2 separate regions of the Mus musculus genome follow, and region 2 is linked to region 1. A link is a loop called in an ENCODE intact Hi-C map of the cell type or tissue named here. Cell type or tissue: left cerebral cortex. All regions are shown on one strand. Links, peaks and the distances in the headings refer to the core of each region. The heading gives the core; the rest is flanking DNA. Region 1 holds the start of Slitrk6 (SLIT and NTRK-like family, member 6). Region 2 holds the start of Gm25901 (a small nucleolar RNA gene).

Region 1 (16,246 bases), core at 5,208-13,207:
GTTTGACCAATTCAAGTTATTAAGGAAATAATAAACCATTTCATACTTTTGTTTGAAAACCATAAAAATTGCAAAATTATTTTTTCCATTGTACAGTAGCCACATAACCAAGTGTCAGACTTAGAAATTACCGGTGTAACCTTGTGTATATTTTATAATTTCAAGAAAAAAAATTGCAGCAGAAACATCATTATGAAGGGATACAAGTAGAAATATTGCAACTTAGTATTCTAGGTAAAATGCAAACTCAGTGTGAGAAAGCATATGTGGAATTGGTATTATTTAAAATCAAATTCTCTAATTGCAAGAAAGGAGTCTTAGTTACTTTGCTATTGCCATGATAAGACATTCTGACCAAGGCAATTTTAGAAGAAGGTGTTCATTTGGGGTAACACAGGGAGTGGCAGCAGGATGCATGGTGCTGTAGCAATAGCAATAGCTGAGAGAATAGTCTTGATACATAAGCAAGAGGCAGAGAGGAGAGACTAAGGCATTTGGAACCTCATCTTCTACCTCAAGGGACACACCTCCTTCCTCCAGGATACACTGCCTAATCTTAAACAGTTCAACCAGCTGAGGACCAGTATTCAAATATATGAGCCTATGGAGGCCATTTTCATTCAAACCACAAAAACAGGGAAATACTAAGGTTTGGTTAAGAGTAAGGTGCACCAAGGCTGTCAACAGAACAGAAACACTAGAGACTAATATTTATTTCTATTGGGATAATTATAAAGATTTATTTTTTAATGAATTTGGGGATTTGAACCCAGGGTTTTCTGAATAAGGGATAAGAACTTGTAATAAAGGACAGTAGGCTACAACTCCACATCTAGAGACACAATTTAATTATAAAAACTAAAAGCAAATTTTCATTTTTGAAAATTATGTTTAGATAAAATATACTAAAAATTGTTATAATAAATGAAATATATGTGTATAGTAACTAACATTAAAATAATGAACCAAAGTGAATACATATCACTCACAACTTATTAACTTCTGGGATCATTTGTCCTCAGTTGTTATCGATGCATTTACACTGACATAAATATATTTTAGCAAAAGAATTGTTATTAATAAATATTGGAGAATAACTTGTTCTTTAAATCATGTGACTAGAATATAATCTTCATATACATTCTGCCCATTCTTTAAAATTCTTGTTGTAAATAGCAGTATCCTCTATTGGTGAATAAATTCTGAAATCAGAAAAAAAAAGAGAAATCTAGACTCTGCAAAGAGACTTGGCATTGGAGAGAAATTCTTATTACGGTAATTTTTCTCACTTACATAGTTGGCTTATTCTTGTTCTAAGTTTGTGTTACGATGTATGTCATGACCAATGGTTCTACATACATTATATGCTCAATGATGAATATAAGTCTTACAGTATAATAATACAATATTTAGTATTACATCAATTAAATAGCCAAGGAAAATAACTAAATTTATCATCATCTACTTAGTTAAATTAATTACTACAGCCTAAATTTTATTTATTTATTTATTTATTTAATTTACGTATGTATGTATGTATGTATGTATGTATGTATGTATTTAATTATTTAGAGGAATGTTTATAATCAATATCCAAAAGATCACGGGCTACAGAATAGCAAAGTGCAGTGGCTATATGATTGCATCTTGGAATACTTTTAAAATTAACCTACTGAATTTTTTACTGTACTTCTAGCACTCAAGAATGATATTGTTTTATTAGCAATAAATTTACCTGCAAGCCTTACTCATGTAAGAAGAAAATCTTACAGGTTTGTCCCTGTATTTTCTCTTGCACCATTTTTAATATTCCACTAGAGGGCGCAAAAAGAGTAAAAATGTTTTAAATCGTGGTGGCTGTAGGATGAACTTATTTTTTGAGGAATGAGATATCAATATTCAACATTGCTTTTTAGATTACAAATCTTTATTTTCATATTCTCTACCCTCTAGTTATCACGAGATATCACCACAATCTCTAACGATATCAACGTGTGAATGTTCTGGAAAGGTGGTTTTTCAGAAAGAAAGGAAGAGCAGGTAGGTGCTGCTTTGAATTGATTTTATTCCTCAAGGTAAAGGAGCTGTTGAAGATTATGATGTTGAAGATTATGATGTTTCTAAAATGAGTGTAGGATGCCTTACATTCTTATAAGCTGGAGCTACAGAGAATCCACTCAGAAAATAGGTTCCTGAAAATTTTTCATCGAGAAAAAAGGATGTGTTTCAAAGAGTTCTTTACACATTCAGTGAAGTTCAGTGACATCAAACTTTACACTGTTTAGATGAGCAAGTCTATAATCTTATTATTAGTTTTAACAAGCCTTCTATGTAGGTAGAATTTCATTCATCTTAGTGGCCAAGAAAAATTTGATATGATATACAAAATTCATGTGCTATTTAATCCTAAAGATTCTTACAAAATAATGTTTCCTCTTTATTAAATCAAAAATATTTCTTTATCAAAAAACTTAAATTTAATAGAATAATTTTATCATTATAATCTTAACTTTTATTCAAAGTATATAATTATTATTTATACTCAGTATTTGTCATATTTTAGTATACAAATACATGAAAACTATAGAATATATTGAATATATTTTAATACTTTTTTGGATAAATATTTACAATACTACTCTCTGGAAATGAAACATCCATTTTTTATTAGATATTTTAGTTATTTACATTTCAAATGGTATCCCCTTTCCTAGTTTCCCCTGTGAAAACCCCCATCCCCTCCCCCTCCCCCCTTAAACATACTTTTTGGAAGGGAAAAATTTTAGAATTTTTTTGAATTAAGATAGTTACAGTCTTACATTTTTCAAGCATGTTCCAAGTAAAATATAAAATGAATATGTATCTTTAGGACAAATATAGGTTAATTCTGAAAGGATATTTTTCACTTATCTGAGGTTTAATTTATCAATCAAAGGTTAATTCTCTGAGTTTTATAACGCTTCAAAATATCTTCTATACTCATACACATGTGTGTTTGAGCTGAGCACTTGATTCTGGGTAACCTTTTGAGGTTTCTCATTAGAAAAGTTCCAATCTCCCTTTCTCAAAAGCCATTAATTGTCTTTCATATAGGGCTGGGCCTTCATGGAATTTTACACATTCATGTAACATGTGATCTGATATCATTGTGTGTGTATATATATATATATATATATATATATATATATATATATATATATATATAATTTTTCTTGAGAGGCTACTTATCTCTGCAACATACTCTACAGTCATGTATAGGCAATAATAATAATAATAATAATAATAATAATAATAATAATAATAATACAAAGGAGAGTTAGGTCCTACCTCAGAGTTTCTCCCTGTAAGCAAACTTCTTGGATTAACACTGTTTCAGCACAAGGGCTTGCCTGCATTTTTGTATATTGCTCATTTTTCAACATGAAAGAATTCCTACACACTTTGGTGAGTCACTTTGCTTAGTCATCAATTAGAAGAAGAGAGTGTTAAGGAATCCCTAACACATTTTCTATGGAAACAGCTGATTTCCCTTGTTCCTATCTTTGTTTTGCTTTATTCTATTTTAGATTTCCCTCGGTTAAACAATGGTATAAGTGAGTGTGAACCAACTTCAATTCAGCAACAGAAATTGGACCATAAAGCTTCTCTCTCTCTCTCTCTTTCTCTCTCTCTCTCACCCCTCCCTCCCTCCCCCATCCATGCTTCCTCTCTCTCTTCTCCCCCCTCCCTTCCTCCCTCCCTCCCCTATCCCTCCCTCTCTCTTCTCTCTTCTCTCTGTCTCTGTTTCTCTCTCTGTCTCTCTGTCTCTCTGTCTCTCTCTGTCTCTCTGTCTCTGTCTCTGTCTCTGTCTCTCTCTCTCTCTCTCTCTCTCTCTCCTTATTTATTTTTCCCGTACCTCCAAAATCAGCCTCCCCTCCTTACAGTCCTCCCTTCATACAGATCCCCCCCATTACCAGCTCCCTTTTAACTCTGAGAAGAAGATTTCCCCCTTGGTTATAACTCCACCCTAGCAATCACCTCACTGCAGGAATGGGGGATTCTCTCCCACTGAGGCCAGACAAGGCAGCCCAGTAAGGGAAACAAGATCCACAGTCAGGCAACAGTTCTGGGACAGTCCCTGCTCCAGTTGTTAGGAGTCCTGTATGAAAACCAAGCTGCATATTATGTGGGAGGGGGGAGCTAGGACCAGCCCATGTTTGCTCTTTGGTTGGTGGTTGTCTCTGGGAGCCCTTAAGGGTACAGGTTATGTGACACTGTTGGTGGTCCTATGAAGCCCTAATGTTTTTTGGGTCCCTCAATCATTCTTCAACTCTTCCACAAACCTCCCATACTCCATTTATTTTGAATCTGTTTCCATTAGATGCTGGGTAGAGCCTCTCAGAGGACACTTATGCTAGGATCCTGTCTACAAGCAAAACAGAGTATCATTAATAATATCAGGAATTAGTTCTTGCCCATGGGATTAGTCTTAGTTCGGTCAGACATTGGTTGGTGACTCTTACTGTCTATACCCCATCTTTGTTCCTACATAAAACTTCTTTTAGGATAAATAAATTGTCCTTTTCTTAGTATTGCATATTTACAGTCAGATTATATAAGGCATGAATGAAATATAAGATTCAATTAAAGCTTAATCATTTTAGATAAAGTTTCAATGCCAAACACTCTTTTTGAAACACTCATTTATATGCAATGGGGCAAATGATTGCATTTATGTCACTCATTTCTTCCAAAATATGCCATCCCATAAGACAAACCTGAGAGAAGGATTGCACAAGCTGGACCTGTGCCAGTGCCATTCTCACTTATTAAGATGCAGGAGGAATGGTAAACAAGAGGAAGATATGTTCTTCATCAACTGAAAATTGTGTTCTTCATTTAAATGTATATTGTTACTGCAAGGAAGACACTGCTTGTGGCTCTACTCACATTCCAATCGTATCTCCAAGAAATGATGATTGTAAAACCCGATGGTCTTCTCTCTTCCACTGGAACATGAATGCAAAATCTAATTTTAATATTTGAAAAGCAAATTTGGCTTTAATTGCAACGCACAGAAATGTGATAATTAAAAGCAATATTTTATAAAGGTTTTATGAGTTCATTGAGAATTGTATACAATTTATTTTGTTCATTTTCCCTCCACTACCAACTCAACCCTTCGCAGATCCTTCTCAATGCTCTGCTTTGCTCCTCACCCAAATTGGAGTCATTTGATCATCACATCCAATTTGGTCTGCCCAAATATCAAACACTTTGGACTTGTGGTTTTTCACTGGGTTATAGTCAATTTATCAGAGAATGTAGTCTCAGAGGAAATGGGCTCTGCCTCTCTACACAGCAGCTCTTTTATTTATTTATTTATTTATTTATTTATTTATTTATTTTATTTATGTAGGTATGTATCTATGTTATCTATACATTTGTTTTACATCCTGTCTACAGTTTCAAAACTTTGTACCTCAAGCACCCTTCACTCATTCTTAGTAAAAATAATATTTCACTTTATTAATTATTTTATAAAATGGAAAATATAGTGTCAAAAGTAAATATTAACTTTGATACTAAGCTTTGGGATTGTTAGAAAGTATTTTCTTTATGTCAGCTTGTTTAAAACTTTTAATAAAATAAATACACTTCAATCAACATATTTAAAGAAAACTGTAAGTTTGATTAAGATATATTATATTATATTTATTAATGTTCATAAAATTATTGCATTTGGGGTCCTGTTAGATAAGCCTGCAGATGATAGCATTTTTGTGCAATCCTATAGACCTGTATTTAATACATGAATTCATATAAAAGAGGAAGGAAGAAACCAACTCCAGGATCTCCTCCTCTTACCTTCCTTTGTAGCCAGTAGCACATGTATCTTCCCCCCCCCACACACACATATATCACTAGTAATAATAACATAATTATTATTCAAGAATGGCTACTGATTCTCTAGGCTCAGTAGCCATTAACTGCCTAGATTTCCTCATCTAGGTATGGATGAAATTGCCAAAGAAACATTTTAAAGCAATGCAAAATAACCTCACTGGCATTAATCTTAGTTATTTAGATTTCATTTTATTAACATTATTATAAATTTAAGTATCCTATGGAGTAGACAAAACAAGATGATAGATAGCTATTTTGAATATCTGAGTTGAATATTTCCTTCAATGGAAGTTTATAAATACATAAAAGTGATATTTATTTCAGGATATATGCTTAAAGTTTTTCTTCAGATGTAAAACCTCAAGAATTTGAACACTCCTTGTGTGTTTCTCATTCCCAGTGTCACTAAGATATATATATATTTTCTATCTAAAATATTTAAGTCATACCTATGTCATGTCAAAGGTGACTCATATGTCTAGGTCTGCAATCCTTCCAATTCCACAATTCAGCTGTTTTAAATACTCCACCTTAATACTTAAACATTATTCTAAAATAAGTACATCTCTGCACAAGTTCTCTAAGGTACAATTAGTCCAAGGATAAATGAGCAAATCTCTTTTATTTTGAGGTATGGTCTCATCTAGCCCAGGCTGGCCTTGAACTCACTATATAGCTAGTAATATACTTGGACTTATGATTGTAACACCTGTGTTGGCTAGCTCTAATTCTGTGGCAAAATGGCATGACTATAAGCAACTTACTGTGAAAGGTTATTTCAGCGTACAATTCACCATCCACAGTAGTTTGGCAGAAACTTAAGGCAGAAACCTATAGGCAGGGACTAATGCACAGACAATAGGATGCTGCTCATTTGCTTACTCCTCATCTCTTGCTAAAGACTGCGTTCTTATACAGTCCAGGAACATCTATCAAAGGGGGGGGCAACACTGGTGATGGGCCAGGCCCTTCCTCATCAGTTACTAATTTAAGAAAATGAAGCACATCCCTGCCCACAGGCTAATCTGCTGAGAGTGTTCTCAGCCGAGTTGCCCAATTTTTGAATTGAACTTGCTCAAGTCACATTGATATAAACTAGTCAACATAGTCTCCCACCTCTAACCCCTTAACATGTGATCTCTCTATGAACTCTTATGATATCATTTCTGATGGTGTGGTAAAAGACCTAATCTAAAAGCAGCTTTTCAGGAACATCTTTGATTTGACTTAATTTTTTTCTTTTATAATCTAAAACTTTAGGAACCTAATATTCCATCCAGAGTCAAGATCAGAAAGGAACAGATACATGAACACTACTGTAGCTCTGCTTTTCAGTTCTCTTTCCTCATTACCACAGTCAAGAGAGAGACGGGGAGGGAGAGAGGAAAAGAGAGAGAGGAGAGGGAGAGTGAGAGAGAGAGAGAGAGAGAGAGAGAGAGAGAGAGAGATCCAACACTGGAGAACTCTGAGATAAGGAGAGACAATATGATTAAAACACCATTATTTCCTGGCCATTGTTAATGTGCACCTGCCATTCATGGCTTGGATATTTTGTATCTATGGAATGAAATAACTGATCATGACAGTTAGTAAGGCCTAAAGAACAAGAGGCTTACCTATAATCATTAAGACTGTTTTAAGTTTTGTATTTAACTAATGCTAAGATTATGCTTAAAATATGTTATCAGCATTATCATTTTTTTCTATAGAATGCTACAAATTGCACTCAAAACAACTCTTCTTTTTGTTTCAATTGAACGTTACAGAACAAGTGAATTTTGTTTAAGTGCTGGGAGCAAACCAAAGGCCTTCCAAAAGCTGTGTAAGCTTCTACCCCTGACCCACACTCCCATCTCTACAGCATCTTAAGCCTCATCATTTCTTTCCGCTTGTTAATTAGACAGTAATTTATATACTATAATGTAAGGCTAAGGAATTCAAGATACAGTTCATAAATTTCTGCTACTGGAAAACAGACATATGTTCAAGTTGGCTAAAACTAGATAGATATATCAGTACAGGTAAAAACAGTATACAGCACATACTTTCCAATTGTCCAGAAGAAATTTTGTTCACAAGACTTGTCTCTTTTCTTTATTTATTTTTTTGGCATTCCCTCCTCCCAATATAAAATAATAATATGAGAACATTGTGTTTTCAGATGTTTGGAATTTCTCTTCTCTCTTAATTTCTGGTGAGTGACAATTCTAATGTGGAACTTGCTATTTATGCTATTAAGTAGGTTTGAGTTAGCCAATCAGTGTATACTCTGACAATCATTCCCTCATTTTAGTTTAATGCCCACTCTTCATCCTCCTATTTCTCACAATTTTTCCTGTCCTCTTGGCTCTGCCCCAATTTTAATACACACAATGCCAAGGAAATAGATAAAAGAGTGAATAGATAACATAATACAGAGGAATCATCATAAAATCCTGGACGACCTAAGTGTATACTTAGGTCAATAACTGAATAAAAATCCAGTTGTTATTCTTGCTTTTTGATATTGTACTTATCATCAGAGTGAATTTTTCTGAAGTGATATGTCAGGTTATGTGTAATCTTAGGGCAAGAAGAAATCTAAACAGTATGTGTTTGGAGAAACAAATATGGGTATCTAATACATTCATTTTATGAATGAAATGATCAGGCATTTGGAATGCCATAAATAAATAAGTTCTTATAATCACACTGTTAGAGAACTAAAGAAGTAAACTTTGTGAATCCTCAGAAAGATTTTAAAATGTATAAGATTAGAAGAAACAAATATTTTTAAAATATGAACTACTTAGGAGCTTGTATTCTTCTCAGCTAATACAATTAAAATCAAAATGCTGCAGTTATTACATAAGTAACTAGATTCACTTTGATGTGTAAATATAATTTCATACGTAGGTGTGTGACATGCAGCTTATAAAGCAGTCTAAATAATCTTATTTATTTAAATACCTTTTAAAATAATTGCACTTCCATTGTAAACAAAAATCTGAATAAGTCAGAAGCAGCAGTGGCCCCAAATTTTAGCTTCATTATAAAATATTTTCTCTAGTGGGGAAAATAATGAAGCCTGAAAACTATAGTCGCACATCAGGCTTTTGATTTATTTTTAAATGGTGAATGAAAAAGCCATGTTCTTCAGAGAAGCAATTTGTGTCACATTTTAAATTTAATTAGTGCCCAATTTCAACTCAAAACACCAAGCATAAAATGACAGGAAGTAACTATTGTGCAGGAAGGCTGCTTGTCGTTTCAGTGTGTGTGTGTGTGTGTGTGTTGAGTATACTGCTGTGCAAGAAACAATTTCAGCATTATATTATTCATGGTTCGTTCATAACAAAACACATTATTAAGCATTTAAAGCCACGTGCAATCATTTCCATCAAAATTCATTTGCTCTCTATTTGATAAAAAATAAATAAATAAATAAATAAAGCAGTGCAAAGACCGTTTGCAGAAATAGGAGGCACTGAACAGTCCCAAGGTGGAGCTGTCTCCTGTGTTATATGACACTGGCAGATTAAAGCACTTCTGATGGGGAAGGGCTTAAAGGCTGAGTCAAAAGCCAAGAAGTCTCTTTATTTACGCCTACCTCCCAGTCCTTGGCAATCTGACTAATAACAAACTGAGCTAACTAGAAAGACTCGACCGAGAGGAAGGAGAGCTGTACAGCAGTCTGGATCTACAACCAAAGAAAGCAAGAGTGAACACCCCCGGGTCTCCGCAAAGCGTCTTGTTTATTTACAGTGATCAGCAGCTTGTCAATGGTTAACTATATGCAAAACAAAGTCAGCATAGCTGTGAAGTATGCTGTGAATATTAATTGGGGGAGAAAGGGACTCTGGCTTCAGGATGCTCCAGTGTGTGTTCTGCCTGCAAGACTTTCAATGAAAATTAAGGGCTCAGTGTTTCGCCTTCGACCAGATGTTTTAACTTTCTGAAGCTATGAGACTTGAGAAAAAGTGATATTTGAGGAGAAAGTGCACTGTGGTCCTGTGGTTGGTGTTTTCTTTTTCAATAAAGAACCTGATTGACTTTGGACACTTCTTCCAGCTGGGCATTTCATATCGCACCAGGAAGTGACTGCTTTACAGGTAAGAGGAATGTTTGCAGCTTTTTTTTATATCGATATTTGTATTATCTTGAAGACAGTGAAAATCTCTCTCTCTCTCTCTCTCTCTCTCTCTCTCTCTCTCTCTCTCTCTCTCTCTCTCTCTCTTTCTCTCTCTCTCTCTCTCTCTCTCTCTCTCTCTCTTCCTTAAAGGATACTCATTTTATCTTTGTTCACTGGCCAAGCGAATGCCGAAGCAGATGCTTTGTCTCCTGAGCTGTGGGCATTTAGTTCAACAGCTGGCTGATTCCATAATATGCGATTCTTTCTTTTTAAATACGCAGTTTGTTGTTAGAAGCTAAAAGTGTGTGCCTTCTGAGGCACAGCTGTATGCTATGGTTGAATTTCAAGTATAGGCACATTAGGCAATGCTTTGAACTTCGTATGATACTTTTATATGGTTCTGTCATGAAATTATATAGTCTGAAAATATGCCATTGGAGTTGTGGCTATTTTAAGATTATATTAGATATGGGCAATAGAGGCTGATTCTTGATAGCTATACATTTCTGAAAAGATTTAAAAATACACCATGCACATTTTAAATAGCATAAATTGCTTATAAGATAAAAAATAAGCTGTTAACATCTGGAAAATATTTACTGGGTTCTCAGGATGCTGCTGTTGATGAAATAAATCAAACTCCTTGTTAGTAATTTATGAATTACTTAGACTTTCTGTGAGCCAAAGCACAAGCGGAAGGCTCCAATACAAGCTCCTTCCTTCTGAGCAGAGTGCTCTGGACTGTTTAAAATTAGTCTTTCTCCCCATGGAAATGTAGATCCTCCTAACTTTGCCTTGACATGCAAAGGCTTTCTATTGTTTTGTACCTTCAGTTGCCTTTTGCCTTCCAGAAACTTTGGATTGTAAGTTTCCAAGGAAACAATGTATTTTCAGGGACCAAAGTTTACTTTCAGGCTTATTGACTCAGTCTGGGATATTTAATCTGATTGTAATTAACATCAAAGTTACTATTTGTTTTTTATCTACAAAATTGAAAGCATTAATCAGCATTGTAATGCTCAATGGTTATGAACTATGGTGCTTGTCTTTCAACTTCATTTATCTACTTATGGCCAAATATTTAAAGAAAGGAACAAGTTTATATATATATTTAGATTTGTATGTGGTTCTCCTTGTCTCTGAAATCATTTCAAAGTGAGTCTGAGGACTGCTGATATACTTGTAGTGTTGTGGGAATTGATGGCTTATATAAATGGTTGCTTACTAATCTATCACTTTTTTTAGGCATCTAAAGATTATCCTGAAACATTTTAAAGGTGTGCAGTTTATTTCAGACCTCATTTTTTGCAAGTGCATGCCTTATGGAAGGTTGAGTTGTGAGGTGACATTCAGTGTCCAACATCCTGCTTAGTGTGTCCTCTGCAAGTCACTGGCCAGACCTTCAGAGCAGGCATTGCTTGCTTTGTTGTTTCATTTGTTTGTTTATTTAGAAAATATTGATATACATGTTATCAATTCTTTTTATTTAACTAAGTTTTACTTCATTCATGAGGAAATTTAAAAGCAGCAGAAAGTTTCTCACATCTAGATATCCAAGATAAAGTGCCTTTTTAAAAAAAATGTGGGTATTTTTAAGCATATACATTTGATGCTCAGAAGCATCGTACAAAAAGCCTCAGGGGAAAAAAAAGAGCCAAAACAAAGTCATTTTTATACTACTATGTTTTATTATACAATGAAAGACACATCTTCCTTAATCTTTTAAAGTGAATTTTCAACACTATGCATATATTCTGCAAAACCAAGAAGAGTTAAACCAAAGATATGCTTATACATAAATAGTTATCTCAGGTTTCCTGAGAACATAGATGCACTTACAAGTGCATACATGTTTATACACACATTCACAACATTGTGTCATGTATTTATCACCAGTGCTCTACTATTTTATCTCATTTCACACACACACACACAGATACACACACATAATTTTCTGGCATTCATAGAATTTTTTGCAAGGGAAATTAGTTATGGTATATTCAGAAATTCAGTTATGAACCAAGTTGAAGTGTCCAGTTAGCCAGGAAGCATTCTCTTCTCTGTGAAAAGAACTATTTAATACGTGTGATCACAAGTGCAGATATAATATTATAATGTTTAATTAACCTTAATTTTGAGGAAGATACAAGTTAAAGTACTCTGTTTAAATGTTGATTCAAACTAAAAGAAAATGAAGATGCAGCAAGTTATTCATAGTTTCATGGCAATTTTCTTTGTATACATATCTTTTCAGACACTTCTCCCTGCTTTTGCATTTAAAATCCCTTGTTATTAATCTTTTTTTTACAGAGTCAGATCCAATCATATGACAAAATGAAGCTGTGGACTTATCTCCTTTATCCATCTCTTCTTGCTTGTCTGTCTCTACAGTCCCAGTCACCAATGCCCTCAGTCAGAGGCTCTTGCGACACTCTTTGTAATTGTGAGGAGAAAGATGGCATAATGATAATAAACTGTGAAGAAAAAGGAATCAATAAATTATCCCAAATCAGTGTGCCACCATCACGACCTTTCCACTTAAGTTTATTAAATAATGGCTTGACAATGCTTCACACGAACGACTTTTCTGGACTTACCAATGCCCTTTCAATACACCTTGGATTTAACAATATAGCAGACATAGAGACTGGTGCATTTAATGGCCTTGGGCTTCTTAAGCAACTTCATATCAATCATAATTCTTTGGAAATTCTTAAAGAGGATACCTTCCATGGTTTGGAGAACCTGGAATTCTTGCAGGCTGATAATAATTTCATTACGATAATTGAACCAAGTGCCTTCAGCAAGCTCAACAGGCTAAAGGTGTTGATTTTAAATGACAACGCTATTGAGAGTCTTCCTCCAAACATATTTCGATTTGTTCCTTTAACCCATCTAGATCTTCGTGGGAACCAGTTGCAAACATTGCCTTATGTTGGCTTTTTAGAACACATTGGCCGGATATTGGATCTCCAATTGGAGGACAATAAGTGGGCCTGCAATTGTGAATTGTTGCAGCTAAAAAACTGGCTAGAAAATATGCCTCCACAATCTATAATTGGTGATGTGATATGCTACAGCCCTCCACCTTTCAAAGGGAGTGTACTGAGTCGCCTGAAAAAGGAATCTTTTTGCCCTACTCCACCAGTATACGAAGAGCATGAGGATCCATCAGGATCTTTGCTGGCCATAACATCTTCAACAAGTGACAGCCGCCTATCAAGCAAGAATACATCCATTTTGAAACAACCTACCAAAGCACCAGGTTTGATACCATACCTTACAAAGCCATCCACTCAGCTTCCAGTACCTTATTGTCCTATCCCTTGCAATTGCAAAGTTCTCTCCCCTTCGGGGCTTCTTATCCACTGTCAGGAGCGCAATATAGAAAGCTTGTCAGATCTACAGCCTCCTCCACACAACCCTAGAAAGCTGATTCTTGCAGGCAACATCATTCACACCTTAATGAAGTCTGACCTCACAGACTATTTCACTTTGGAAATGCTTCACTTGGGAAACAACCGCATTGAAGTTCTGGAAGAAGGATCGTTTATGAATCTGACACGACTCCAGAAGCTTTATCTCAATGGCAATCATCTGACCAAACTCAATAAAGGCATGTTCCTTGGTCTCCACAGTCTCGAGTATTTGTATCTTGAGTACAATGCGGTAAAGGAAATATTACCAGGGACCTTCAACCCAATGCCTAAACTGAAAGTTCTTTATTTAAATAACAATCTCCTTCAAGTTTTACCGGCACATATCTTTTTAGGTATTCCTCTAACTAGAGTAAATCTTAAAACAAACCAATTCACCCATTTACCTGTAAGCAACATCTTAGATGACCTTGACTTCCTGATACAGATTGACCTTGAGGATAACCCCTGGGACTGCTCTTGTGACTTGGTTGGATTGCAGCAATGGATCCACAAGCTTGGCAAGGGCACCATGACTGATGATATCCTCTGCACTTCCCCAGGGCATCTTGACAAGAAAGAATTAAAAGCCCTCAACAGTGATCTTCTTTGCCCTGGTTTAGTGAATAATCCTTCCATGCCAACCCAGACTACTTATGTTATTGTCACTTCTCCCACAGTGGCGGCAGATACAGCTAGTACACTCTTCAGTTCTCTCACTGATGCTGTGCCCCTGTCAGTTCTAATATTAGGACTCCTGATTGTGTTCATAACTATTGTATTCTGTGCCGCGGGGATCGTGGTTTTTGTCCTCCACCGTAGGAGAAGATATAAGAAGAAAAAAGTAGAGGAACAACTGAGAGACAACAGTCCTGTACACTTGCAGTACAGCATGTATGGTCATAAAACAACCCACCATACAACGGAAAGACCCTCTTCCTCTCTCTATGAACAACACATGGTGAGCCCAATGGTTCATGTCTACAGAAGTCCATCCTTTGGTCCAAAGCATTTGGAAGAAGTTGAGGAAAGAAATGATAAAGAAGGAAATGATGCAAAACATCTTCAAAGGAGCCTGTTAGAACGAGAAAATCATTCACCACTCACAGGTTCAAATATGAAATACAAAACTACAGACCAATCAACAGATTTCATATCCTTTCAGGATGCAAGCTTATTATATAGGAACATTTTGGAGAAAGAGAGGGAACTTCAGCAACTTGGCATCACAGAGTACCTAAGAAAAAATCTTGCTCAGCTCCAGCCAGAGGTGGAGGTTAACTATCCTGGAGCCCACGAGGAGCTAAAATTAATGGAAACGTTGATGTACTCACGACCAAGGAAGGTGTTGGTAGAACAGACTAAAAATGAATACTTTGAGCTCAAAGCTAACTTGCATGCTGAACCCGACTACTTAGAAGTCTTGGAGCAGCAAACATAGAGGGGCTGCTTGTGGGCTTTTGCAGAAATGCTGGGATTCTGACTTAAGTTCACACTTTTGAAATAAGTGCCTTACGTGGGTGTTATCAATCAGAATTCAGCACAGCCGTAATCCTATGAGAGATGAAAGAAGAAAGTGAAACTCAGGGACAATTGAGGAAGCCATGGCATTATCATCAGGCAATATAGCCTGTTCCAAATAAAACAAGTCCTTGCATATAACTGTTGCAAGGAGTACGTAGTATTGCTCCATATGCTTACAAGTATTTCATAGAATTTCTCTTGCACACCTAAAGGGTTGAACACATAAAAAGCTCCAGTTTTCTTGGATACTCTATTCATGACTAAATACAATTAAATTTCATCAGTTAAGCATATACCTGTATATATATACATAGTATGTAAGGAATTTATTCATAATCACATATATGTCAGAAATTTATACTGTCAATCACACTAAATTTTCTCACAAAAAGTGAAAGGGGAACTGGAACTTAAATTTAAAAAGTGGCAATAGTAAGTGAAAATGTACAATTTGTAATTACGTGCACCATTAACGATTCCGAATTTTCAACAAAGGGTGCCATTGCTAAGGTTTCTGAATTCAGACTCACGATGGCAAATAGTTCCTGTGGGATAAATAAGCAAATGTGTGAGTTTAATCTACACATTTTCTGTGGATATCTTTTGATGTAATGCTGCTGTGAACCTAAGGTATGTGATTTGTGTTCGACATTCTATTCTTCTTGGGATATTTTTTTTTAAATGCTACTGAGATTCTACTGTATATATGATTAGAGCACTTAGTAAGTTTGCTTCTTTTCATAGTGTTAATTATTTGTACAACTGGATGATAATGATAAGAAAACATGTCTTTTGTGGCATGTAAATCAAAGGTATAAAATGAATAGTAAAACTTATTTTATTTTTATTGACATACACTGATAGGTCGTGTAGATTAGTAGCAAGAGGCGTTTCTACAGGTAAGTGTTCTGAGCTTCCTCAGGAGAGGGACAGTGTAGCTTTATTTTACAAGAAGGTATCACTAGATTTCTATGAACTATTTATTCTGTACAGTTTTGTATATTTTTGGTTCACAAGATAATTATACTTGGGTGCCTTTTAAGAAAGTTTAAGATTATTGCTCACTTCAATAAAAGTAAAATGAAAACATTTCTCAAAGTGTTTCAATCAATTATTCTAAGCTGTGATTCAGTCATGTTGTGATTATCACCTCAGTATACTCTCTGCATATGGAAAAGGCTGGTTCTATTTGTGTGTGCATAGAAGTCCTGTGTTCATCACACACACGAATCACTCAGTGTAATTGGAATCTGTGTTTTTAACACATTGCAATCCTGAACACTTGTTGGGAGAGAAATTAATGAAAAAA
Region 2 (16,246 bases), core at 2,826-10,825, 860 kb after region 1:
AAATATTATGTGAAAAGCTCATAATTAATTAAGCTAAATATGAATTTATAATCCAGTCTCTGTCTTGATATATGTGTATCTTTGCCCGTTACTTCAATAGATGAGGAGGAGAATTTCTATGTTCCAAGTTCCATTTTCTCACCCACTCTTTGTGGAAAGCTTGCTTGATCTTTGCAAGGATGCTGAGAAGCAGTTTGCCTTCCTTGTGAAGGCTGGCTTAGGCAAAACATTATCTGCAGTCTCCTAACTGCTGTTTTGTAAATGGCCACAAGGTGTGAGCTGCCGAGATCAGAGGTCAGATGCACTTGCACTACAATCTTGTCCTCTGTGCCCAGAACCTGGTCACTTTAGAATAATTTGTTCCCTGTATGAAAAGCAAAGCATCTAATGTAGTTACTGAGCAAGAATTCAAACATTAACTAAAATTGGTGCCTTACTTTTTTTAAATATTGTATTCAATCTTAAAGAATAATAAACATAGAAATCATAGGACTGGAAAAGTTAGTCAGTGATCAAGAGCAATAGCTGCTTAACTGGAGGAGGATTTTAACAATCACGTGGTGTCTCAGGTAATTCGGCCTCAGGTGATCTCATGCCCTCTTTTGGTCTGAAGGCAATGTACTCATGTGTTGCACAGACTTGAATTCAAGCAAATCACTCCATGTTTTGTACCAGTTCTCAACTTGTGGGTTACAACCTTTTCATAGGTGCCATATATCAGATATCCTGCATGTGAGGTATTGACATCATGATTCATAACAGTAGAAAAGTCAATAGTTATGAAATAGCAACAAAATAATTTTATGGTTGGGGGTTCACCGCAACATAAGAAATGATATTAAAGGTTCACAACATTAGGACAGTTTAGAACCACCCAACCACTATGTTTATAGGTCCTAAACACATGAAAAAGAAAAAAATAAATAAAAGAACAAGAAAGGCAGGCACAGAGGATGAAGTACAGACTAAGGGAATGACCAACCAATAAGTGGCCCAAATTGAAACCCAGCCAATTGGTAAGAACCAATCCTGAGCACTATTAATGACAGTATGTTATGCTTGCAAACAGGAATATGTTGTCCTCTGAGAGGCTTCACCCAGCAGCTGACTCAGACAGATGCAGACACCCACTTCCAAACAGTGGACAGAGCTTGGGCAGTCTTATTGAAGAATAGGAGGAAGGACTACAGGCCTTGAAGGGGATAGGAACTTCACAGAAAGACCAACATTATCAACTAACCTGGACCATTGGGGCTCTCAGAGTCTCCGTCACCAACTAATGAAAATACATGGGCTAAATCTAGGTCTTCCCACACACATGTAGCAGATGTGCAGCTTGGCTTTCATGTGAGTCTCAAACAACTGGAATGTGTGTGTGTGTGGGTGTGTGTGGGGTATCCCAAAAGCTGTTGCCTGTACATGGAATAAGTTCTCCTGGGTTATTATAAGTAACTGCCTTGGAAGTTTGTTTGCTGAAATGCTAGGAGTTTTATATCTAACATATTGAGTAAACTTTAGCCTTCCTCCAATTTGCCTGTGGCAAACATAGAACAGGATGTTTTAAAAGATCTTCAAGATGTTTAGATACAATGTCCTGGATCAGCAATTTACAAAAGAGAACTGGGAATAGTAGATCTGTGTCTTTTGGAATATACACACTGGATGAGATGATGTTTGAAAGGTCAAGTCCAAGTTCATGTTTTATGGGAAGGAAAATGTGAAAGTCTTAGACTATGTAATCTATATACATCATATTGGATCAGCATTGAGTTTTAAATATGAAGTATAAATATGAACTGTGGGGACTCTGGGAGACATATTTGGCTCTAGTGTGGTGTCCCTGTAATGCATGCATACAGAATTAACAAAAAACTGTTCATACCTCAGAAAGCCCTCCCATGACTTCAGAGCTTTTGATAGTATGCAAAAGTGGCCAAGTGATTTAAGCATATGATCAAGTAAAGACAATTTCATAAAGATAAGCTTTTCTGAAGATGTTTAAACTTGCCATCAGGAAAGCATAAATAAAAGGGATAGATAAGAAAGAGCATATATTTCTCTTTTTTGCTGCTTTTTTATTTTTTTCATTTTAGTCTTTGGGGCTGGAGAGATGGCTCAGAGGCTAAGAGCACTGATTATGCTTCTGAAGGACCCGAGTCCAAAATGGTTCACAACCATCTGTCACGAGATCTGATGCCCTCTTGTGGTGTGTCTGAAGACAGTTACAGTATACTTATTTATAATAATAAATAAATTTTTAAAAATCGTTGTTATTATTATTATTATTTTACACTCCAGATTTAATTCCCCTCTCGGTACACCGTATGACTGTTGCACACCCCATACCTCCTCCCTACCCACCTCTCTCCTCGAGGATGTACCCACCCACACTCACAGGGCACCAGACCTCTCAGACGGCTAAACTCCCTAGGGCCTAAAGTCTCTTGAAGGTGAAATGCATCTTCTCTAACTGAACCCAGACCCTGCAGTCCTCAGACATTGGATCACCAGCCGGACACCATACACCAGCTGATATGAGGGCCCCATTGCATATATTTCTTTATGATAGTATTTTTGCTGAAGATAGCTTGTTTTCATAAATATATGCTGATTGTGGTTTTCCTTCCCCGACTTCTCCCAGATACTACTTCCATTCTTTTCTACCCAAACCTACAAACTTACATGTGTTCATTAGAAAGCAAACATCCATCAAAAAAAAAAAAAAACTGAAAACAAACAAACATACAAACCAACAAACCTAAGTAAAGTAAAACAAATGAGCAGGGAAATAAAGGAGAGAGAGAGAGAGAGAGAGAGAGAGAGAGAGAGAGAGAGAGAGAGAGAGAGAGAGAGAGAAGCACAAGGAATACATACAGACATACAGTCACACACAGATAAACCACATATGCAAACGAAATCAGAAAGCATATAATTTACTCCAAATACCCATTAAAGAAGGATCTTCTTGCCACAGATGGGTACAGTACAGAGTCCTACAACTGGACAAAGTGCAGAACTTGAGAACCTCCCAACAGTAATTCCTAAGTAGGATACCTCCAATATTTTTCTGCAGTGTTCAGAGTGGATATAAAAAGAGTATATAAAAAGATTCCCAGACCCGCCCACAAAACTTTACAATCCAAAATTTGCCCTGTGTAAAAAGAAAGGCAGGGTCAAAGGTAGAGAAGAAACTGGAGGAATGGCCAAGCAATAACAAGCCCACCTTGAGACCCATCCTATGGGCAAGCACCAATCCCAGACAGGATTAGTGATACTCTGTTATGTTTGCAGACAGAATCTTAGCAAACTGTTCTCTAAGAGGCTCTACCCAGCATCAGAAGAAAACAGATGCAAATACTTACAGCCAAATGAGCAGAGATGTTTATAGAAGAGTTGGGGGAAGGAAGACCAACACTGTCAATTAATCTGGACCCCTGGGAGCTCTCAGAGACTGAGCCACTGACCAAAGAGCATACACAGGCTGAATCAAACTAGATCCCTGACACATATGTAGCAGATGTACTGCTCATGCGTTCCCTAACAACTGTAATGGGGGCTAAGATTTTTTTTTATAGGTTGGGACTATGATAATTTTATTTCCAATATCAATATAGTACAACTTATGTAAAATGAAATTATACAGACTTAAGGGAATAATTGCTATTGTGAGTTGATTGTTATTTTTATAAAGTTCATCAGGATTAGCAGTCTCAGTTTCGGTATTCATCAGTCATTCCATGTCCAAAGGACAGTTTCACACTTCCCTCCCCACTTTTCCAGCTGCATATATTTTCCCCACTCTTCTGATATGCTTTTAAAGCCTTGGAATGAGAAGGTTGACATAGATACCATGCTTTTGATTTACTAGTCACAGTCAATTATTCTCAGCACTTTGGCCAGTTTAGATGCTCCTTAGAGGTTCTGCATTGATTATTATCCACAACAAAAAGAAATTATGCTGAATGGCACAATTTTATGGGTTTAAAAAGTAAACATTAAAAGGAGTGTTTGACAAAGTGACTATATCAAGCCAGAATCAGCAGTTTTCCTAGAAAGAATTCAGAATCTTCTCAGTCCTGGGCATTTAACAAGGGTTACAGTACCATTCATAGGTCCCTCTTGTGAATCTGTCACCAAGTAAATTTGAAAAGTGGCTGGCCATACCTATACCCACAATGTCATGACTACACTACTGATGACTTTTCTGGCATAACTGTGTTGAAGCAGAAGTAAGATAGTGTTCTTATCACTCCTTTCCTCCCTCTGTCCCTCCCTCCCTTGCTTCCTCCCTTACTTCCTCCCTCACTTCCTCTCTCCCTCCCTTCCTTGCTTCCTTCATCCTTTCCTTCCTTCCTTCCTTCCTTCCTTCCTTCCTTCCTTCCTTCCTTCCTTTCTTTCTTTTTTCCTTTCCCTTCTTCTATTATACCTTACATTATACCTAACTTCTTTCTCTTTCATTCTCTTTCCTTCCTCTCTTAGTCTTTGGATCCCTCTTCATTCAGCTCAATTATTTTTTGTGATCAGCTTCATCTCCTCATCCTCTATCGATCTCTGTTTCCATCTGTATCTCTTTCTATTCACAAACTCACACATGCAGAACTGGAGAAATACTTAAACAAGTCTTCTTACAAATCTCATGTGAATAAGAAATGATGTGAAGGTAAATCTAATCAACAACAACAGAAACCTTAGAAACAAACAACCAAAACCTGAAACCATCTCCTTCTCAAGGGGCACCTATCTACTTTTGAGCAGTATTTTCTAATTAAAGCTTACCTTAAATTAACAAAAACAACCATCTATGGTCACATTCCATTCCTTGATTCCACTTACTATGTTTATTCTTTAAATCACAAACAATTACTCACGTGTCAGTAAATACAGAAAATGAGACTGGATAATACACAAAGTCTGTTTTGAAGCTTAAATTATTTACCAAAACATATAATGAAAAATAAACAGCTAACACAAAAACAGATATGAAAATAGAAATCAAATTCTTGAAGATTTTTTACAGCTACTATGAAGAATATAAAGTTTTTTTCTGTGTTATAGTAGCATGGGAAGGCTTGTGGCCTGAAGATGTGTTACAGATTTGAATTTTGAAAAATGACCATTGATATACCAAGGAAGAAATACTTTTTTCTCTGATAAGTGGTTATGTGTAAAGACAACTGGTGGAAATTCAAAGGAGCACATGTAAGTATGTATTTCAGTGAATGTGGACCCAGGCACCATAGCATCAATGTGAGGTTAACTCAGGGAGATACTTAGAAAGAGCAAGGAGGTGACAGGATGAGTATCTTCTTGGATATTTCACAAACATTGTATCTGAGAAGTCAGAAGCAGTACAATAGTCATTAAACTAACATTTATGATATATAATGGCATATTAGCCAGAATTTTTTTAAAAAATGTGCTTTACAATCATGACTTTTAAAATTATTTTGTTTATTTACATCACAAATGTTGCCCCCTTCCCAGAATTCCCTATCCCAGCCCCCTTCGCCTCTGAAAGGGTGACTACACTCAAGGGCATCTCCCTTCTCTGGGGCATCAAGACTACCAGACTAGACAAAACAAACAGCCTCTCCCACTGGGGCCAGACAAGGCAATCCCCTGCTACAAATGTGCCAGGGCCTCAGAGCAGCCATGTATGCTCTTTGGTTGGTGGCTTAGTCTCTGGGAATTTCCAGATGTCCAGGTTAGTTGACAGTGTTGGTCTTTCTATGGAGATTGCCATCCCCTTTAATTCCTTCATCCTTCCCCTAATTACTCCATAGGGGACCCTGACCTCAGTCTAATGCTTGGCTGTTAAGTATCTGCATCTCTGTCAGTGAGCTGCTAGGTAGAAATTCTCAGAGGACAGCCATGCTAGGCTCCTGTCACAGTAACAATAATGACTTTTTAAACTTGCTTTAAAATAAACTATTTTTAAGAAGTAATCTTAAACTTTACTGAATTTGAAAAAAAATATTTTGATCTCTCAGAAAGATCTCAATAATATCTCCTGAAAACATTGGTTACATGTAATTCTGTTTTTCATTTTGATTTATGCTATGTGTACCTGGTTGTCTATATTGTATGTGCATTCTGTGTCTGTCTGTGTGTGTGTGCAAGTGTGTGCGAGTGCACATGTGCCTGTGCCTCTGTGTGTGTGTGTGTGTGTGTGTGTGTGTATGTGTCGTGGAGGCCAGAAGACATTGTAAAAGTGTAGTCATATGTAGCTGACATCTGCCCAGCCTGAGTTCTGGGACAAACCCATATCCTCTGCAAATTCATGAAGTTCTCTTAGCTGCTGAGTCATCTCTCTAATGACTCTCTGCTGAGTGCATACATACACACATACCCTGACAAACACTCATGGTTTATTAGGTACATTCTGCATGGTCAATTAGTATACTCCAACAATTATTACATATTCTTGAAAAGATAATTTATGTGGGATATATCAATTATAATTTGATTAGTCACCAAAAAAAGTGATAAAGAAAACAGTTCGCATTAACCTTGATCAATTTGATAAGCTGCCACACATCATTATGCATGCTCCTTAGGCCTATTAGGGGAAAGACGTCAGTCATGTCTCATCTTGGCCTGTCTCATCACTATATGATGATGTGTGCATTAGTGCTCTCCATAAATGATGTCCATAAATACAGCCTGAACAGTCATAGAATAGTAGTTTCCTGCTTTACTATCAAAACCACAATAAAAAGTTAATTAGAGGAAGTTATTAATGAAGATGAAATACTCAGTACAGACTAAAATGTATTAACTTTAATACACAGCACCATCTAGTGAAATCTGAAGGAAATGTGTGGTAGGTGGCAAGTGATGCAGGTATTGCATGTGTGAGAGTTGAATCTGAATTGATTGACAATTACATCCCCACCACCGAAAATTTAGAACTGACAAGTAAAATATTATAGATTCACTTAGAAAGAGTGACAGATATTCATTTAAATGTGATTTTAAAGTTTTCAATTTTAATTTGTATTATTAATGTTTGTTTAAAAAAACTGTTTCTCTTTCTATAAAGTCATACCTGTGATGGTAAGGAAACAATTATTATTTATTCATAATTTAATTAATATTAATATAATAGCATCCACTATAACTCAGTGACAACATATAAATTAAAGATATGTATGGGGTTTCTTTTCTCTTTCAACTGAGGCAGAGAGTGCTCAATCTACACACAAAAGTCAAGGTTCTTTGTTTGCATTTGTTTATATTTTGACAATATAAATTTTTTATAATGTATTATAATATTTTCTTTCCCTTTCCTTCTTCCAAAGCCTCTGATTTTACCTGACCATGCTCCTTCAAATTCCTGGCAACTGGTTTTAAATAATAGTGCAGTCTTTATGTCAAGAGTTCTAGAGGTGGCTCAACAAGAAGAAGGTCTTGGTGCTCTTTCAGAGAATCAGAATTTTGTTCCCATTCCTCAGGTGGAGTCACAAGTGCCTATGACTTCAATTCCAAGAGTTATGACAAATTCTTCCGACCTCAACAGCTATTCAGATGATAAGTGCACACAGGTACACTGATACACATGCACACACAAAAATATTTAATAAAAACTCGGAAGGATTCTTTATTTTAGAAATTCTTAATCTTTTATAATAATCAGAAGTGGTGTTTGGGTAAAAACAGAGGTTCAAACATGAAATTTGACTCAAAATAATTAGCATTTTAGCTCATAATTTCTTGTTCTTGTCTGAACATTCCCCCACTTTTTGATTTTTTTTTTGTACCTATAGCTTAGGGTTTATATCCATTCAGAGATTACAAATAGTTTAGAATTGATTTGAAATTCACCAATTAAAAAATCATTATTCAAATCTTTCATCAAAAAGGATGCAATGGGGATGACATTAGCTGGAATATTCAACAAAGGGGAGAGAGAATCTATAGAGATCATATCCAGAGGTTAGGCACAGCCCCCAATGGAGGGATGGGCCCACCTACCCATCTGTTTTAGTCAGAGTTTAACTGCTGTGAACAAACACAATAATCAAGGCAAGTCTTATAAAAAAAAAAAAAACAACAACATTTAATTGGGGCTGACTTACAGGTTCAGAAGTTCAGTCCATTATCGTCAAGGTAGGAGCATGGCTGTATCCAGGCAGGCATGGTACAAGCAGAGCTAAGAGTTCTATATCTTCATCTGAAGGCTGCCAGTGAAAGACTGACTTCCAGGCAACTAGGTGAGGGTCTTAAGCCTACACCCATAGTGACACACCTATTCCAAGCATGTCACACCTGTTTCAACAAGGCCACACATCCAAATGGTCCCACTCCCTGGTCCAAGAATATACAAACCATCACACCATGTCAAAAATATTAACCCAGAATTGCTCTTGTCTAAAGGAAATACAAGGACAAAGAGTGGATCAGAGACTGAAGGAAAAGCCAATACATATTGTAAAAGAATAGTATCTTTAAACATTATGTAGAGAGTAAGAGACACTGGAAGACTCATCTAAATAAGATAGCTCTATCAAATTTCTGCCCTCAGAACTCAGGGAGCCCCCTCAGAAGACGAGGTAAAAAGAGTGTAAGAACCAGACAAGATAGAAGATATCAAGAAAATTAAGCCTTTCTAAGCAACATGATCAAACTTACAAACATGATGAACTTACAGAGACTGATGTTGTATGCTATAAGGGACATGCATGGGTCTGTACCAGGTATTCTGTGTAGATATTATGTGTAGTTTAACATTTTTGTTATAGTTGTTCTTTGTGTAAACAAATGGGTGCTTGATTCTTGTGCCTTCTCTTGAGATCTTTTTCTTCTGTTTATATTATATAATTCTAATGTGTTAGCATTTGTATATCTGATTAAAATTTATTTTGCTATATATTGTTTTATTTTATTATCACTTAGAATCCTGTTTTCTTTTTTTTCTGAATTTTTTAATTAGGTATTTTCCTCCTTTACATTTCCAATGCTATCCCAAAAGTCCCCCCATACCCATCCCCACAATCCCCTACCCACCCACTCCCCCTTTTTGGCCCTGGCGTTCCCCTGTACTGGGGCATATAAAGTTTGCAAGTCCAATGGGTTTCTCTTTGCAGTGACGGCCGACTAGGCCATCTTATGATACATATGCAGCTAGAGACAAGAGCTCCGGGGTACTGGTTAGTTCATATTGTTGTTCCACCTATAGGGTTGCAGATCCCTTTAGCTCCTTGGGTACTTTCTCTAGCTCCTCCATTGGGGGCCCTGTGACCCATCCAATAGCTGACTGTGAGCATCCACTTCTGTGTTTGCTAGGCCCCTGCAAGAGACAGCACAGGAGTGTATCTGGATAAGAGGGAAAATGGGGGAGAAACTGGCAGGAGTAGAGGGAGGGGAGAAATTGGGAATAAAATCTTAAAATTTATTATGACAATAAATTATATGAGAAGGAATCTATTCAATAAAAAGGAAAAATAAGAAAGACATCATAACACAATTTTAAAATGATGTTATTGTAAGATAAACCACAGAGCTGCTTTGCTTTTAACATGCACATATTTCAGTTTCAAGAATAACTAAAACTTTGCAACTCCAAAGCAATTTCCCATATGAAATTGTAGTGATTTCCAATTAATACGTTTTTATTATTTAACATCACTATCAATAACCTATAATTTAATTAATGAGGAAAAAGTGTGTGTGTGAAGTGTTCAAATTGCAATCATGACGACCAAATTGGGCCTCAGCAGCCTTTCTGCTAAGTCTAATAGGTGAGTTTCTATCCCAGTAGGAAAAAGAGAAACTCTGTCTCTGAAAGTGGAATAAATGGCTCCTGAGAAATAATAGCAGAAAGTGACTTCTGGCCAGAACATACAGTGTACATAAGTCCAAGTATATCCTCACACATGCATCATTATCAAAGAATATGTTTACCTAGAGCAGAAAGTCTTAAGAGAGGTGTATTTGTGATGAGAATACTCTAAGTGACTTTCCAACAAGGGAGCACAGTTGACACAGTTATATTCTAAAGTTCATTTTCATGTTTGTTCCAGTCCATTCTGTACAAAATCTCCTGAGTCAATGATAAAGACTCTATGGAAAGAAACTGTGCTATGCTCTGGGTAGCCATTTTAGTTAGAAGGAATCAATGAAGCTTTCATTAGCCCTTTTTATATTGTACTGCTTTTTTGTTTATTTACTTATTTTTTTATTTCTGTATTTTAATTTTATTTTTAAGCAGGCTATATTGTATCCATGTCCAATTTTAAGCTGGTTATGTAACCAAGACATGGCTTAACCCCTGATACCTCTGCCTTTGCCTTAAAAGTGATGGGATTACACACATGTGCCATTGTAACAGACTTGCACTGGTTTCTAGGACTCTGCCACTGATCTTTTTTAAGTTGTGGTCCAGGTACTCTCAACACTAGTCACACTCTCTCTCTCTCTCTCTCTCTCTCTCTCTCTCTCCCTCTCCCTCTCCCTCTCCCTCTCCCTCTCCCTCTCCCTCTCCCTCTCCCTCTCCCTCTCCCTCTCCCTCCCCCTCCCCTCCCCCCTCTCTCCATCTTCTCATGGGTATTTTGGTTAATGAAATACTATCGTATTCAATTGTATTTAATTGGCCTTGGCATCTATTGACAGAGGACTCCAGAGTACTGAAAGAACCCAAGGAGCAGCAGCTCACTACTGTATGCATTGCTTTGACTTGACAAACAGAACTCTAGTTACTACTGCTCCATAGAGGTTTACTTCAGGATTGATCTGTAGGGTTTGCATCCTGCACAGCATCACATTTAAGTGTGGGGTATTGCAAGTCTTCTGGTTAAAATAATGATTATTGTATACAAGCTAGCTCCGAATCCTTGTACCTAGGGCTCACTAGGGAGGAATAATTGACAGACTGTCTGAGCTGTAGGAGAATAATTCTTATTAGTTCTTGTACAGTGAAGACAAGATTAGAAAGAATCCAGATCAAATGACCCACTTAAGAGAGCTTCTCCATTAGTATTCTCTTGTCCAATTTTAGCAGTGAATACAAAAAAGACTATAGTCCTGTATAGGAAAAAAAAATCCACCATAGGGGTCACAGAAAGACTGATACATTCACCAAGGATCTCAGCTTTCTTGCATAAGCATGCCTCACAAAACATTTATCCACTGAGCAACATTTCCCTCTCCTCCTTTATGAACATATATTAGAGCAAGAAGAAGTCCAGAAGAAACCACTGGCTTTTGCCTCCTCCTCCTTCTCCTCCTCCTCCTCCTCCTCCTCCTCCTCCTCCTCCTCCTCCTCCTCCTCCTCCTCCTCCTCCTCCAATGAGTCCTGCATGGTGATATAGTAGATAATGTACCTTTACCATATCCTCACTGACAATCATTCACTGGACATCTTATGTCATTATTCCAAATAAAATCTGTAAATAGTGAGCACAAACAATGTGAACTTAAATATCGAATGAAGCTTGAACAGTGTAAGGGTCACCCAGGTGGTACTGGTTTTGAAGGCATGAAGGGGTCACACAGAGCAGCTGAGGCTCAGCACTGTGAGAGGCCAAGGAATGCCATTGGTGAAGGTGCAGCCTCAGTTGCAATTGAAGGCCCAGGACTGAAGGGGTCATGCAGTGTTTTGGAGAGCCAGTACCATGAGATGACCACCAAGAGCAGCAGCAGCAGTGGAATACAGGCATCTGGAGCCTAGAGGATGACGCGTGTGCTACAAAGGGCATGGCCGGAGAAGTGACCCAAGCCCTTGGAGGAGCCTAGAAGATCGTGAGTTGGATCCCAGACATTGGATGGTTAGAGATTGATTTTTGCTTTTGATTGTGACTATGCCCTGATAATTTCCCTCTTGAAGGAAGAAACTATTTTATCGGAGCCCACAGTTAAGAGACTTTTAACTGTAAAAAAAGACTTTGGATTTTAAAAAGATGGATATTTTAAAGAGATTGAAATTTTAAGACTATGTTAAGACTGTGGAATGTTTAAAGTTATTTATACCTTGGGGATGATTAAGAATCTAAGGGTTGAGGCTTACTAGTGATGTGTTTGTGTGTCAACTTGACACAGCTGGAGTTATCACAGAGAAAGGAGATTCAGTTGAAGAAATGCCTCCATGAGATACAACTGTAAGGCATTTTGTCAATTAGTGATCAAGGGGAAAAGGCCCCTTGTGGGTGGGACCATCTCTGGGCTGGTAGTCTTGGTTCTATAAGAGAGCAGGCTGAGCAAGCCAGGGGAAGGAAGCCAGTAAAGAACATCCCTCCATGGCCTCTGCATCAGCTCCTGCTTTCTGATCTGCTTGAGTTCCAGTCCTGACTTCTTCGGTGATGAACAGCAGTATGGAAGTGTAAGCCAAATAAACCCTTTCCTCCCCAACTTGCTTCTTGGTCATGATGTTTGTGCAGGAATAGAAACATTGACTAAGACAAACAGGAACAATGCTAAGAATAGCTAAATATACTAACCAGTTCCTTTAAACTGATATGTCATCAACAGCTCAACTGGAAAAAAAAATGAATTAAGCTTCTTTCATCACTAAGTAAGACAAAGAAATATGCAAGCATGCAATGAGGCAGAATGGAGAAACTGAGTTCCTCCTGCATTTTATACGGTAAAGGATGAGACAGGAAAAACTGGTTTCCAAATCTCTTCTAGAAAACATATGTATGTAGGCCCCAACACTACTCACAAAACCCTGTGTTAACAGGAAATATAGGATTATATCTAATTAAATCATTATATTTGAATGGATATGATATTTTTACATCAAATTTTTTTTTAGACAGGGTTTCTCTGTGTAACCCTGGCTATCCTGAACCTCATTCTGTAGACCAGGCTGGCCTCAAACTCAAAAATTTGCCTGACTCTGCCTTACATCAAATTTAAAAGGTCATCGGTACAGTGTTTTTTAATATAAACTGTCCCTAGATTTTGGCAATATGATTTATATGTGGTAGATCACAAAACAACCCAGCTGTCAATCTAGTGTATCTATAAAACATTTTGAAGAAAGAAATCATAAGTTATATATTTTACTTGTGGACTGGTATTTCAACTGTTTGTGAATATTATGAATATACAAAGAATAACACAAATCTTTGTTTGATGTAATTACAGAAATATAAAACATTTGATTAAAATTCATGTTCAAAACTCAAGCCAGTCAATTCCATCCAGGGTAGGGGAAAAACTTCCAAGTTCCCACCTCTAGCTTAGAAGCTGTTGACAATTAATGACCACAAGAAAAGGGAGAGCCAGGTTTCTTTCTGTTTAATGACTGATTGGCAGCCCGTGTTCCTGTGGATGGCTGTGTAATTCTACACATCCTGGCAGTGATATAAGGATGCCATGTGTGTAAAATTACAGAAAATGGTGGTGACCATTCAATGTAGAAAGTTAAAAAAGGAGAGTGGAAACAGGTGAATTGGATCAATGTCTGTTTACTCATGTATGAAAATCTCAAACAAGAGATAAAATAAATAAATCTTTTTTTAAATTAGTTATTTTCTTCATTTACATTTCCAATGCTATCCCAAAAGTCCCCCATACCTTCCCCCCCTCACTCCCCTATCCACCCACTCCCACTTCTTGGCCCTGGTGTTCCCCCGTACTGAGGCATATAAAGTTTGCAAGACCAAGGGGCCTCTCTTCCCAATGATGGCCAACCAGGACATCTTCTGATACATATGCAGCTAGAGACACAAGTTCCGGGGGTACTGGTTAGTTCATATTGTTGTTCCACCTATAGGGTTGCAGACCCCTTTAGCTCTTTGGGTACTTTCTCTAGCTCCTCCATTGGGGGCACTGTGTTCCATCCAATAGCTGACTGTGAGCATACACTTCTGTGTTTTCCAGGTGCAGACATAGCCTCGCAAGCCTTATTTATAATAGCCAGAAGCTGGAAAGAACCCAGATGTTCCTCAACAGAGGAATGGATACAGAAAATGTGGTACATTTACACAATAGTGTACTGCTCAGTTATTAAAAAGAGTGAATTTATGAAATTCCTAAGCAAATGGATGGAAATCTTTTTACCTTCAGACAGATGACAGCATCTCACTAGTAGATGAAGAATGGACTGTATACCACCTCCATTAGTAGACAGAGGCTGACTAGTTTCTGAAAAATAGCAAAGACAGGTAGAGGATAAGTGAAGCAAGAATTTCTGGTTGTGTCATGTGATACAGACTCATGTAATGTTTTTGTGAAGCAGAGTCCCTGAGAGGACACATGATATTTGAAGAGTTTATACGAGCAGGCCTCAACAGGGATGGCATACTTGCATTGCTTCCTTACAACATTTCATTGGTCACCCTTCTTTGTTGATCTTCACTTCATTGAGAGAAGCATGGCAGAAAACTTCTCCCTGTATTCCTGCTGGTTCTCTTCACTCTAGCTGAATTGTGCTGATTTGGTGGAGGCCTGGATATTTCTGCTGGATTGAAACAGCAGTGCACATTCATGCTTGCTGATATGATACCTTTTGAACTGTACTGTTGGTATCCTGACACTATTGAACTGGACAGCTGGAATCCTGACACTGGAGATTGGAATCTCCCCAAAGAACTACTTCTAAACAGGTCTACATCCCTTTGATATTTATCATTTTTATTTCCCTACTTTTGGACAGTGGACTAGAAGGAGGATCAAAACCTTGGAGAATCCTAATTAAAGTAAGTTTTGAATAATCTAAGGCTACAGGTAGGACTGAAATCATGTTTCCTGTGTTATTTTTCACTAATATTAAGTACTCACAGTGGCTATAATTATGTTTCTAATTAAAAAGTTTAGAAAGCAGTCTTTGTCTTAGTGTCATGACAGGTGAAGTGTAAATGCTTAGGGAATAGGGAATATGAAGAATAATTATGGCCCGGACAAAAGGGTAGCTTAGAGTAGAGCCTAGAGTTTGCTGAACTGCACTCTCATCTAACAGAGAAGCCACAGCAAGGGGATTGCAAGTAGGTTTGCTTAGGTAAAATGTAGGGATCATCAGGCCCCTACTTTGCAGGTGTGGCTGCTATATATCATCTGTACATCCATAGGTGGCAGAGAGGAGAGCAATTATGTCTATGTTCAGTATTCTGAGCTGTGAAAACGTGAATGATGAGTAGCCTAACAATCTCTGGAATAAAACGAGCTTGATAAACCACCAGTCTGATGCCAGGCAGGCCTGGATAGGCTCCTCATCCTGGGAGCAAACTGAAGACCAGTAGAACCCTGCCTGGGACCACCATGAATCCAGAGCAGGAGGGAATCCCACAAAAAGAACCCTAGCAAAGGGTCATTCATTAGTGCAGGCCAGATAAGGAGTGATCCTCAGATGACTAGCAAAGCAGCTCAATAGGGCCTGAACAGGGAGGTAACCTCAAATGTACCAAGTCCAGGGAAGCACAGTGAAATTAGAACATACATAAGATGACCCCTGCTATTCATCATCATGCAGCAGCATGACATGGTACTTGTGAGTTGAACTTGAATACAGATAGATTGAGTACAATGGAGCAGAGCAAGTAAGTGAGGGAGAAATGGAAGAGGAAGAAAATAGAAAGACATAGAAGACCATGAAGAGAGAAAGACATAGAAAGACCATGAAGAGAGGCAGGACTGTAGACTCAAGGATAGTAAGGAACAGGCAGGTATGACTAGCTGGTAATGCTACTCAGGACCATGGTGGGGACTTGTCCTGTGTTGCCATTGGGGGCCAAACCTAACCAAAAGGTAGTCCTTGCAATTATCAAGAAGTTTGTCCTAATGATATTGAAGGTCTTAACTGGTGGTTATGAGAGTAGTAATTTAAGACTAAGCTTCTCATTTTTCAGGATATTTTAATAGAAATCCATACATTTATGCAGTCTACATGTAAAGCTGGTTGACTGTATCTTCCTGATCTGATAGTTAGGTAATAGATGCTATTTTTTAACAACTTCTGTAAAATGAATACAATCTTTAATAAAGAACATTGAACAAGTTAATGACAGTTATGATTAACCATACCTTCTCTATCCTATCTTACCATTTTTACCACTTATAATGGATAAGTCACCAATCTATCAATCTGCATGGTAATTTAAACACTTAGTATGAACAGATAGTTTACATTTTTGCCATTGAAAATCAATAAGAAAAAAATATGTTTTTCTGTTGAAACATGAGCTCAGTTTTCACAGCTCCATGATTTAGGTGCTGCCTCTAGGAAATCCCATGTATTACATAAAAAGTCCATAAAAAGATCCTGGAAGGCCATTAACAGGCCGTTTTGCTTTCCTCTGAGCTTCTT

The links. A loop is a pair of places that touch in the nucleus more often than their neighbours do. Peaks named below come from ENCODE experiments on the same cell type or tissue, not always from the same donor. Only the 100,000 strongest peaks of a DNase experiment are listed, where the experiment ranks them.
Region 2: a loop joins it to region 1, with 6 times the contacts of the local background. A loop is called at or near these places in 19 of 42 quality-filtered maps.

Annotation. Positions count from the first base shown.
Region 1 is chr14:110,748,359-110,764,604 of GRCm38, reverse strand. It overlaps Slitrk6 (SLIT and NTRK-like family, member 6), which reads left to right and starts at 9,456. Exons shown (of 2, transcript NM_175499.4): 1 at 9,456-9,977; 2 at 12,308-16,027. The coding sequence starts at 12,332. The coding sequence ends at 14,854. In left cerebral cortex, for the core only: a CTCF peak has its summit at 9,351; DNase peaks (open chromatin) are centred at 9,444 and 9,539.
Region 2 is chr14:109,881,897-109,898,142 of GRCm38, reverse strand. It overlaps Gm25901 (a small nucleolar RNA gene), which reads left to right and starts at 14,960; the gene lies at 14,960-15,089. In left cerebral cortex, for the core only: a CTCF peak has its summit at 6,793; a DNase peak (open chromatin) is centred at 6,815.